Regions from separate parts of the Homo sapiens genome. Here regions 1, 2 and 4 are each linked to region 3. The links are chromatin contacts, found by Hi-C or POLR2A ChIA-PET in ENCODE. All regions are on one chromosome and are shown on one strand. Each heading gives the region's core, a stretch centred on a gene start or an enhancer-like site at or near the end of the contact. The rest is flanking DNA. Distances are from core to core; before and after follow the strand shown. Region 1 holds the start of SEC22C (SEC22 homolog C, vesicle trafficking protein). Region 2 holds the start of TOPAZ1 (testis and ovary specific TOPAZ 1). Region 3 holds the start of SNRK (SNF related kinase). Region 4 overlaps LOC107986081 (a long non-coding RNA gene).

Region 1 (2,700 bases), core at 109-2,608, 700 kb after region 3:
TTCTTAGATCTCTTTTTCTTCACTCTCACCCTAGTCCACACTCCAGCTCCATTCTCTCTTGCCCAGATGACTGCACTGGCTCCCAGGCCAGTCCCACCATAGCTCTGTTGAGACTTCTCCATTTTGATCTGCACTTTAGCAGCCAAAGTGAGTTTTATAAAATGCAATTTTGACCAGTGTTCTATGGTCCTAAACTTTCCACTATGGTCCATAAAATCCTACATGGTCCTGCCCCTTCTATTCGCTCTAGTGGATCTCACTCCACTCCTTTATTCTCTAAACTCTGAGTTTCTTTTCTTTTTGTGGTAAAATGTACATAACCATTTTTAAGTGTGCAGATCTGTGGCATTTGGTACATTCACATTGTTGTGTGATCATCACTACTATCCATTTCCAGAACTGTTTCATCTTCTCCAGCTGAAATTCTGTACCTATTAAGCACTAACTTTCCATTTCCCCCTTTCTGGGTTTCTTTTCATCCCTCAAAGGAGCTCTGCTGCCTTCCACAGAGTTCTTATATACATGCTAATCTCTCCATCTGAAACACACTTCCTCTCCCCTTTGCCTAGTTAGCCTCCTGTGATTCCCAACACCAGCCTAGAAGCTTCTGTAAATTCTCCCAAAACCCCTGCTCCTCCCTGAAGAGCAGTTTGTATTTATACAGGTGTTTGATTGTTTGAAGGGTGCTCTCACCCTGCCTCCTCTCTTAACATAGTTTTTCGTGTCAGGAATTCCTCGCTTTGTCCACAACCCCTGGCACATAGCAGGTGCTCAATACTTGCTAAATGAATAAATGGACGGACTCTGCTACCTACCTAATCTCCTTCCAGCCAGTCATCCATCTGTGGGTGCCTCGGTCCCCAGCTTGGGGTGTGTCCCCCTGGGTCGGACTTTGGCGCCCCATCCAGGCTGGCAGTAGGTTGTGCTCTTTGGTTTGCCTATCTCGGGCCTCCCGCCCAGCCGCGCGGACCGCAGAACATACGCCCCGGGCGTTATCACTCTGTCACGCGGAGCCTCCCCGCCTCCAGACGTCAGTCCGGTTGCTACCCCGGCAGGAATCGAGCTTAGATCACGAAGGCTCCTTCTCACCTCCGGACGTGAGAATTACAGGCTTGGATCTCAAACCGCCGCGGTGAGAGCCGGGAGGTGGGAAGAAAGTTGGGAGGCGCGCGCCCCCGTCACACTCCCTCTCCGTTTGGGTCGCAGCCCTTTAAGAACCACTACGTTCGCGCCTTCGCCGGGACGGGGGCTGTGGAGGCGCGCCGGGATTGGTCGGTTTGGGTGCGGGTGTCGCTTAGCAGCAGCGAATGCGGGGTAGGGGGGAGGTGGGGTGGCTCAAGACTCGCGCACGCGCACCACGGCCTACCTGCGCCTGGGCTGCCGGTGACCTGGGCCGAGCCCTCCCGGTCGGCTAAGATTGCTGAGGAGGCGGCGGGTAGCTGGCAGGCGCCGACTTCCGAAGGCCGCCGTCCGGGCGAGGTGAGGGCTGGCGGGCGGAGGCGGGTGCCGCGGCCCGTTAGCCAAGAGCAGGCGGGTTAGGGTGTGGCGCAGGGCGGGCCCAGAGGTGGAGGCGGCCCAGGGCCCACCCGGCCCTCAGTCCCGGCCTTGACCATGGGGCTCCCCACGGGGCTTCACTGGGCTTCTTGGAGTCCTCTGTCCCCTTTCTCCCGTCAGCCTGTTCCCGGACCCCGGGGCCACCCAAGGCACGCGCCTGCAGGAACCCTGGGCTGACAGATGGGCGCCAAGGGCTTCTCCCAGTTGGAAGAGATGGGGAGTGAGAAAGGGGACGATTGTTTCTTTAACCATTCACGAAGCTCACGTCAGAGCATTGTTTAATCTGAATAGCAAACTTCCCTTAGCATGCCCGTGTTATTAGACTTTAAATATTGGATACACTGAACCAACTTTTCAGAGCACTAGGTGTAGGACGTTCCATTACAGGTTTTGTGTTCATTACAGATTTACACATGTACCTCCAGAGCCAGAAGGATAAAGCACTCGGGGAAAAATTAGGTTTGTAGAAATAAAAGCCACGGAAGACTATTGCCAGTGTGAAAAGTAATTGGTGAAATTTGTGACATGGTCAGAAAAAAATACAGCTCAGAACCAACATATAGGGTAATATTTAATTACATTTTGCAGAGAAGAGTTGATCCCACTAAAGATAATTTTAGTAAAATGAAAAATGGAAGCAACTGGAAATGGTTTAACGTTGCCAGATAGAATTAAATAAACAAATAGTGTTTCCTCTGGAAAGTACATTTTGGACAATGTTAATAGCTCTGATTTAAGTGTTTGCATTTGCAACAGAAGCCATCTTGGAGTCAGTGTTTTTTATTCTTAGAATAACTTAGAAATCAACTAAATTCAAAAAGTAACATGATCATAGAGAGGACAACCTGACTTCAAGGTAATACAGTGGATAAAGAGCAGTTGTAACAAGTGTAATCTCAGGCTCCTTCCTCTACCAACAGGTCTCTGATTAGCTTATTAGTGCTCTAAGGAGAAGAAATTATTTTAGAGAAAGGGAGTAGCTGTAATTCCCAAAGTTGGATTTGTAGAAGAAGGATGTGGTGGAAAGATCCTAGGCTTTAGAATATTTGAAGTAAGGAAGTCTGGGTTGAATCTAGCTTTACCTCTTGAGCCTTACAGCTGCAGTTTTCCCACCTATCCGGTATAGATTATGTCTACCTTATAGTT
Region 2 (2,700 bases), core at 183-2,682, 960 kb before region 3:
TCTCTGCAAGACTCCTAAGGTTTTCTTTCTTTGAGAAATTTTCTGCTACATGCATACATCCACCATCAGGTTTATATGGCAGGTTGTTTTCATCATTACAACCCTTGGAATGGGGGAAACAATTGCAATCACGTAATTTTAAAACGGAATTATTTTCTACTTCAGGTGACAAGATATTACAAGAATATTTTGGAGTATTCTTGTACAGTTCATCTTGGAATTCAACCTTAATATTTTGTGTAGCCTCATTTTCGGTTATTTTGAGAGGTGGGTTTTCTAAGCTTTTAAGTTTTTTATTTCGAATTCTTCTTTTAATACCTTCTATTATACTTTCCTTACCCAAAGACTGCAAGCATTCCACTGTTTGGAAAGATTCCGAACTGGTTAATGATTCCTTTCTTACCAAGTCAAGCCCTGGCTGTGGATCATCACTTGAGGCTTCAGTAACTTTTCTTTTTTCCTTGGCTGATCAAAACAACAAAATATATCAGAAAAGATTTTATATTGAGGAGGAAAATGCAATTATCATTGAAATTAAAAATTGTGAGGCTATCATTTTTATTTCCCTGAACAGCTGTATGTAAATACACATTTGTTTTTAAATGAAAGCCTTAATTTCTGTTAAGGAATTACATATAAACCTGTATAAATTCTAAGGCAACTGAATAACCCTTATAACATCGTCATCTCATACTAGCCAAAATGGACCACAAGTAGGAATTCCTCCTATCATAATTCTGACCAAGGATTCCTAACAGGGAACACCCCTTTTAAGGAAATCCATTTTTCCCATCTCCTGGTCAACTATGTGCATCAGAAATAACCATGCAGGTTCAAGTTAAAGACTAGTGGTAAAACAAAGATGGAGCACGCTGAGGTACAAGGGCTAAAGGTAAGTGATCGTGGATGCTTTCTTACTGTGTCTTTCCGTTTGCAAGGGGAGTTCAGCCTCCTTTGCTGCTTCTAGGCCTCGCGGGTCTGACGAGTCTGACGGGCTCACCGGGCCCCTGCGCCCCTCCACCTGACGCCTTGCGGCCTTTCCAGCCCCTGATGCTGCAACCGACTTATCACTTTCCACCTCGCCTCTCCCAGGGGTGGCCCGGGCCACCATTCTCCTCTTTTGCTTATTTTCCCGGCACCCCCCGGCCTCAGGGCCACAGCCTCCCGCCGCGCCTGGCCCTGGCGCCTGCCGCTTCTGCAGGTTTCGCACATTGCCTTCAGGCCCTGAGGCCGTCGTGGGGCCCAGGGGTGGAGGTCGTCGCATGTGCCCCGGGGCCGGCCCGCTGGGGCCCCTCTGCACCAGCTCGCAGGAACCCACCGCGGTGCAAACGCTGCTCCCGCCTGGAGGTACCTACTGCCCTCTGACCCACCCCACACCGCCAGTCACCACAGCCCGGGGCCGGAAGCGGAAGTGGGGCGCGTAAGCGGAAGTGGGGCCTCGTGTCTGGGGCCCCGACTGGTGCTTCGGGATCCAACGGGCAGGAGAGCCGCGAGTTCCGTGCCAGCGTCTTTTTGGAGGGCCTCTCGCGGAGCTCCGAGGGAGGCAGTGGCCGCGCCCGATTGCATTGCGAGGGACTGTAGTGGGGCTCATCACATAACAGGCCTCCGTTGGCCCTTCCACTAGGCTGAGCTTCCTGGAACCGTTCAGGGCTCATTCTCCCAGCTGCTGCTCTTCGCGCCTTGGCTGCTCGCAAAGGCCACTGTCAGTGGCTTGTAACTCCACACCAAGTCTCCTAGAAGCCCCTGTCTAACTGTCTTCCTGATATATTCACCCGGATATTCCATATTCCACAGGCACCTCACACTCAGATGGGCAAACCAGCTCATCGCTCCTCACAAGCTTGCTCCTTTCACATAGGTGGATGCGCCACCATGCGCCTAATTGTTTAAGCCAGAAACCTAGAAACCATCAGAGACAACCTTCTTTCTACTTCATCCCTCACATCCACTTTCACTAGATCTACTTGACTGTATTTTGTTTGTCAGCCACTCTCCCGTTTGCCATTACCGTGGCTCTGGCCCTCAGACTTTCTTGACTGACCTACTGCATCAAGCCTCTGAATCCATCCTTGAGCTATTCCAGTCAAACGTCCACCTCCTTGCCAGGCCATGCCTCTCCGATGACAGGAGATCCTAGCACTTCTCAGTTTGACCCTTCATGAACTTCTTTTGCTCAAAGACTAAAACTAACAGAAATCCAAACTCTGGTGTGGTATCTGTGACCCTATCTGATGTGGCCTCTGAAAAATTAACTAGTTTTCTCTTACTGCCACTGTAGGGTAAAAGTTGTGCTTTGATGGAAAACTACATAGAAGTCACCCTTCTGAATTATCTGATTCTGATTCTATGGGAGTTATTTTACAACTCTGTAAATTATAGATAAGCGATAGCAACACAAAATAACGGTCTATAGAAATCCAAATTCTGTCCAATAGAAGTTTAATTGACTTCCCATTTTCACTGTGGAAGAAGCTAGTTTTGCCTCCATTTCCACATTCACTTCATTCCTGGTCTAGAATGTTTGTTGTTTGGACTTACCCTTTGAACCAATGTTTATAAAATCTGCCTGATGGGAGAATATAATCTTTAATACATGTTCATCCATGACAGCCATTATTTTCTCTTTTTTGAAAATTATCTCTTATCACCACACATAGCCTGCCCATAAGCCACGTTGGACTACTACCTGAAGTTCCCCAG
Region 3 (2,700 bases), core at 91-2,590:
TATAAATCTGGAAAGCAATGTAACGAGATTATAAATTAACAAACTGATTACATAAGCCTTGACAACCCGGGCTTTAAAGTACACTGCTGTATATATTCTGATAAGTTAAAGACTGGTTTGGGACATAGTGCTCCAATCCCATACAAGGAGCCCAAACTCAGGCATTTCATGTTTGATAGGAACTTGGTGGAGATTCAACAGGATGTCCAACACTTGCAAGCCATGCTTCACCTTAAAACCTGACAAAATGTTTAAGGCATTAAGTCAACTTTACCACGGTTCCTAAGACTTTAAGAATGCACATAATTAAAGGGAAGGGGGGTGGAAAGTAACATGACAGTTTGAAAGGTCCCATATCCTCAGACCTCTATAGATTTAGGAACTCCACTGCTAAATTCTCCCCAAAGCCTGAAACTCCCTATGAAACTACTGGACTGTATGCGATCCAACAGTTACAAATAGCACAGCTCCAAGAACCCCGAAGATAAAAGGCTGCCACTTTCCTGCAACCCAAGTCCAAGTAAAAGGCAGGAAGGTCCCTGTAAAATGGACCAGAAAGAAATCAACAGGCGATGACTATGGAAAAGAACGTAGATTTCCCAGTCTCCCAGTCTGCAAAAATTCTAGCTCTCCCTCGGGAATGGCACTGCTCCTCTTTCCTTACCCCTTTGCCCTTTCTCTACAGACAACATCCCCACTCTATTGTAAAGCAGTTTGACCACGGAACCCTTTTGCTGAGGCCGGATTTCTACAGTCTTCTGAAAGGGGAAAACGCATTCAAAGAACACACACCCTACCAAGCGCCCAGGGCGCGGGGCCCCGCGGGCGCCGCACTCGGCCCGCTCCGGGGCGGGGCGCGGGGATGCGGGCGCCTTCCGAGGTGCCGCAATCCCGCCGCGGCCGCAAGGGCAGGGCCTCCAGGCGACCGCGGCCGCCGCCGCAGTGACGGCTCCCGCCGGGCCCCGCCGCCGCCCCGCCGCCAGGCCGCGCCGCGGGGTCCGGGCCACCGCAGCCCGGGCCCCGCGTCCTCCCGGGCCGCGCGCTGCGGCCGGCGCCGAGAGCGCAACTTACTTTCCGCCTGCGGCGAGCGCCCCGGCCCGGGCGCCCAGCCCGGCAACAGCGGAGGCTACTGAGGCGGCGGAGGCCGGCCCCGCACCCCTGCCTACGGCCGCCGCGCCCCGCCGCGCTCCGCGCTCGCCCCTACCTCAGCCGGCAGGCGAGCGTCCGTCCGCAGCGGCCGCGGCGCCGACAACTCCCTCCCGGCCGCCGAAACCCCGCACCCAGCGCTAATCATAATACCGAGCGGGCTGCCGGCCGCGGGGAGGGGGTGCCGGGTAGCTGCGCCTGCGCGGGCTGCGCGTCACTGTGACGTCAGCGCTGGGGCGGGGCCGCGGGAAGGGCAGGGCGGGGCGGCGCGCACCTGCGGCCGGCGCGCGGGCTGCTGGAGGGCATCCTGGCGGCTTTCTGACCCCGGCGAGTCGGGGCTGAGGCGGCTGGCGGGACAAAGCGGGCAAGGCGCCCAAGGAGGATGGAGGACGGGGGAGGAGGAAGCACCAGGGACACGGAACAATGGCCGGGAAAAAGTAGCGCGAGCTGTCAGGGGAAATCGGAGGGAAGGGACCGCGTCTGTACAGGACTGCGTCTTGGCGGCAGGGGGCAGGGAGCCGCACGCGCTTTACTCTTTGGTTCCCGCCCAGGTTTAAACAAGGATAAAAAAATTGTAAAAATACATATACATACACACATGCACATATGTATATACATATATATACATAATATGATTTTTTTCTCTGTAGTTTCTTCTCCCTGGGACTCTAATTTGAAAAAATTCGGTTGATTTTGTTGTTATTTAAGCAAAATTGGAAAAGCCCAACATCTGAATGCAGTGCTGGCCTTAAAGGTCAGCGGGAGACACAGGCCCTGCTAGGCAGCCTCTGGCAACAGCATAGAAAAGTAAACGGTCGTGGGGACACATCAAAGCACGTGAAGTCAGAGATTCAAAACACGCCGGGCATTAACCATAGCCCTTGATGGTTCAGTGGTATGGTCGCCAGGCCAGGTTGCTCTGGAAGGGAGCTTAGGGATGGCCGCAGAGGGTGGGAGGGGACTCCCGACTCCCACCCCTGGAAGCATGGCATGCAATAGAGACCAGCTCTTCAGGGTTCCTGGAAGGGAACACCAACAAACCAGACGCCAGATTTCTTCAACCTGCTTTTCCCCTTCTGTTCCCACGTTGTGTCCACCCTTCCCCAAGAAAGGACCCCTAGCAAGGAAGGACACAAGCCAGAAGAGCTGCGGAGATGCTGCAGGCTTGGTTGAATTGACTGGACTGCGAAGAGAAATCTAGATGGTTTTAGCAAATCTCTGTTGACCTGCAAATGTCAAAAGCCTTTTAGCTTCTATGCATCAACTTTGCATGTCTGAAGATGATTGGGAAGCAGGAGTGGATTGTTGGGAGGTGCAAACAGTTTGATTCTTAGGGTAATAACATAGGGTTTTCTGATCAAGGGGACTCCCAGTTACCCTAATACCCTTGCATCAGGTGGTGGGAGAGCACCAGGGAAAGCCTCAGATTAGGCCTCTGCGCCTTAGGGTCCCACCTGGGATCACTCTGACCTGAAAAGACCATAAAAGAGTCATCTCATTTTGACATGGAAATCGTAACTGTAGCAGCATATTAAGCAAGAGCTCCTAACTTGG
Region 4 (2,700 bases), core at 161-2,660, 610 kb before region 3:
TTGCACCAACCAAATAAAATTTCAATGGAGTTTTAGCATTCAGGACTTTAATATACATTCCATAAGATACACAAGAAAAAAACCTGAAAGATTATTTTTATTTTTACTTTAAAGAGCTCTGGGCTGCTGAGAGGAAGCAGTCTTGAACCTATATAAAATTGTGATTTTTGTGCCTGTTTCCATCATAAAAACCAAAAATGATTATTGGTTTCTTATGTGTGTTCTCAATGGCGAATTCAATTTTTTTTCCCAAAGAGCCTTGTTGAATCATCCGAGTGAGACGTGGACCAAGGTGAAGGCGCCTGCGGGTGGCTTTCCTGTCCAGGGGTAGGCAGGAAATAGAGTCCCGGGCTGCCACTGCTGTCCCCTATGGGTGTGGCTGGGGACTGGCTGGGAAGAAAGCCAGCATCATTTGATGCAGTTGCTCTGGAAGGTCGCTGAGCACGGGCCCTGGCACCCACCTTCCCAAACACAAGCCCGGCCCTCGGCCCAGCGGAGAGTCTCGTACAGGGGACAGGGATGGCGATGCTGGTCCCACGGGAGCCAGGCCGGTGTCCCCAGGGGATGAGGGGTGGGGGGCAATACAAGGAGGTTACTTTGGTCTGTTGCTCCCGCTTTGTTAACCCATCCCTATGTCCTATCCCCTTCTTCCCTGGCTTTGCCCAAGCCGGGTAACGAGAAAGCGCTAGGAACCAAGTGGCTGTTGGACGTGGCCGACTGCGGAAAGGCCTGCTTTATTTCGTCGCAGTTCATTTATTTTCCTTTTCGTTCTGCCGGCTGCCACGTGTTTGGTAAGTTAGAGCACGAAACACTTTAAGATGGGCCTGTGGGGCCGGAGCAGAGCCGCAGAGCTGTGCAGGCGCGCGTGTGCACGTGCGCGCCTGTATGCCGCGTGGGCGTGCGCGCGTGCACGTGGGCCGTGTGCGCGCGCACATTGTTTCTGTCTCCAGCGGTTGGGAGCGCGCTGGCGTTGCCTGTGGGCTTGGGGCCCCTGCGCCGGGGCGGAGCGGGCAGCGAGGCTGGCGGGAGATGCTGGGCTGCTCTGGAGAGCGCGCAACCGGCGTGCTCACCCTGTTAAGGCTCCGCTCTTCGCTGTGCCCAGATCCACACAGGTAGCCTTCAACCGCCGCCCAGGGAAGTCAGTGCTCTTATTAGCTTCAATTTCCGGACGAGGAAGTGAGGCACAGAGAGGTTAAGGAGCCCAGCTATTAGGAGCCTTTGAACTCAGACAGTCTGGCTCCAGAATCTGCATCTTAACTCCATTACGCGTTATTTTTTAAACGCAGGCCCGCCCCCCCCCGCCCCCCTGGACTCCGGTTTGAAACGCATTGAATAATGAATCCTTTTCGCCTCCCTCCCTCTGAAATAACAGTTCAGTTCATCGAAAACCCAGAGGTAGCCTACCGTGTGACTCAGCGGCACGGAAAACATCAGAGTCATTGACTTTGGCGTGGCAAAGTGGGATCTCACACATGGTACTTTATCAAATAAAGGGCACTGGCATGTTAAACTGATTCGTAGCATCTTTTAAATGTGACAAAACATAAGCTTTGATCACACTTCTGATTTTTTTTCCCTGACTTTAAGTGATGCATTATAGTAGGAAAATACAGGAAAGGACAAAGAAGAAACTAAAAGTTCCCCATAATCTCAGCTCTCCACCCCATAATACTATACGTTGTTGAAAATCTAGTGATTTTTTTCTAAGCATATACTATCACAAAATTGATTAAAAGAAATTTAAAACAGTATCATAATGTACATGGTGTTTTATAATTTTTATATTTAATAATGCATCACGAACATTTCCCCATATCAAATATTCTACTACAAATGTTTTTAATGACTACACCGTATTTCATTATACAAATTTGCCATGACTTAACTTGTCACTAGCCTTATTTTTTGACTTTTCAGTTGCTCCCCAACTTTTGCTATTATAAATGATGGACACCAGAATGCAGCAATTTTTTATACACACTATTTCCTTGGGACAAATGGGATTGCCAGGTCAAAGATCATCACACTTTTAAAGGGGTCAAACTATTATCTAGAAGGGTGGGCTCAGTACACTCACCTCCAAGTAGAATAAGTGTGCCCGTTTTCTTTCTCAATTCTGGGTGTTATTGCTCCAGGCAATCTTTCTTAATAAACAAAATACAGCCTTCAAAAAAAATACCTCAGTTATTTCATTAGACTGTGCCAAGTTTCAAGAGAAAGACTTTATATGATTGCAGATACTTGAAACATTTGGGAAATTCAGTTTATTCAGATGCTCCCAGGACTGCACAAGACTCAGCAAAGGACGTGGTAAAATAAGGGCACTTTGGAAAAAGGAACTAGGAAAGAATTCTCAAGCCATTTTTTTTTTTCAGGGCAGAGAGATAGATGATGTCTCTAAAATAAAAAAGGAGGTATTAATTGCCTCTTTGGCTGGGTCTTTGACTCCGTGGCAACTTTCCCATTGTCAGGTCTGAAAACGTTGATGGTGCTGCTTGCCGCAGAGCTACTGCAGAAATATTCAAGGCAGCAAACCTGGGCAATTAGGGTTTCTGTTAATTTTCTTCCCCTTTCATTCTACCAGCTTCCCCTCCCCCTATGTCAGCTAGTTGGAGTGACAAATATTTAAAGTCAGCCTGTCACGCATGAGCAGCGCAGCTGTGTGAATGACTGATTTTCTTGACGTTCTAAACAGCTTTG

Evidence for each region. Hi-C counts contacts between places; a loop is a spot of excess contacts on that map. ChIA-PET counts read pairs that join two places held with the same protein, here RNA polymerase II (POLR2A). Pooled maps may share reads with other maps.
Region 1: a pooled map shows a loop between it and region 3 (7-fold over the local background). The contact joins the promoter of SEC22C here to the promoter of SNRK in region 3. A Hi-C loop is called at or near these places in 1 of 168 maps with a recorded cell type or tissue (CD8-positive, alpha-beta T cell), 2 of 37 single-sample maps with no recorded cell type and 12 of 50 pooled maps. POLR2A ChIA-PET finds 5 or more read pairs at or near these places in 2 of 52 experiments (IMR-90 and activated B cell).
Region 2: a map of endothelial cell of umbilical vein shows a loop between it and region 3 (5-fold over the local background). The contact joins the promoter of TOPAZ1 here to the promoter of SNRK in region 3. A Hi-C loop is called at or near these places in 1 of 168 maps with a recorded cell type or tissue (endothelial cell of umbilical vein) and 2 of 50 pooled maps.
Region 4: a loop to region 3 is called in a pooled map, with 5 times the contacts of the local background. The contact joins the enhancer-like site here to the promoter of SNRK in region 3. A Hi-C loop is called at or near these places in 3 of 37 single-sample maps with no recorded cell type and 3 of 50 pooled maps. POLR2A ChIA-PET finds 5 or more read pairs at or near these places in 1 of 52 experiments (PC-9).

The regions. Positions count from the first base shown.
Region 1 is chr3:42,580,625-42,583,324 of GRCh38, reverse strand. It overlaps SEC22C (SEC22 homolog C, vesicle trafficking protein), which reads left to right and starts at 1,358. Exons shown (of 7, transcript NM_032970.4): 1 at 1,358-1,479. It also overlaps a transcript of SS18L2 not described here. RefSeq lists enhancers at 943-1,072, 1,065-1,891 and a silencer at 1,273-1,602.
Region 2 is chr3:44,240,618-44,243,317 of GRCh38, reverse strand. TOPAZ1 (testis and ovary specific TOPAZ 1) reads right to left here and starts at 1,432. Exons shown (of 20, transcript NM_001145030.2): 1 at 919-1,432; 2 at 1-465. The coding sequence starts at 1,264.
Region 3 is chr3:43,285,180-43,287,879 of GRCh38, reverse strand. It overlaps SNRK (SNF related kinase), which reads right to left and starts at 1,340. Exons shown (of 7, transcript NM_017719.5): 1 at 1,205-1,340. RefSeq lists silencers at 806-855, 1,096-1,495 and an enhancer at 1,100-1,600.
Region 4 is chr3:43,892,646-43,895,345 of GRCh38, reverse strand. The region is part of intron 1 of LOC107986081 (a long non-coding RNA gene); the gene reads left to right. Among named protein-coding and RNA genes, the nearest start is that of ABHD5, 200 kb to the right of the region's middle. Within about 2 kb of position 1,410, at least 7 of the 41 ENCODE cell types and tissues checked have a DNase peak (open chromatin) inside an H3K27ac peak, as active enhancers do.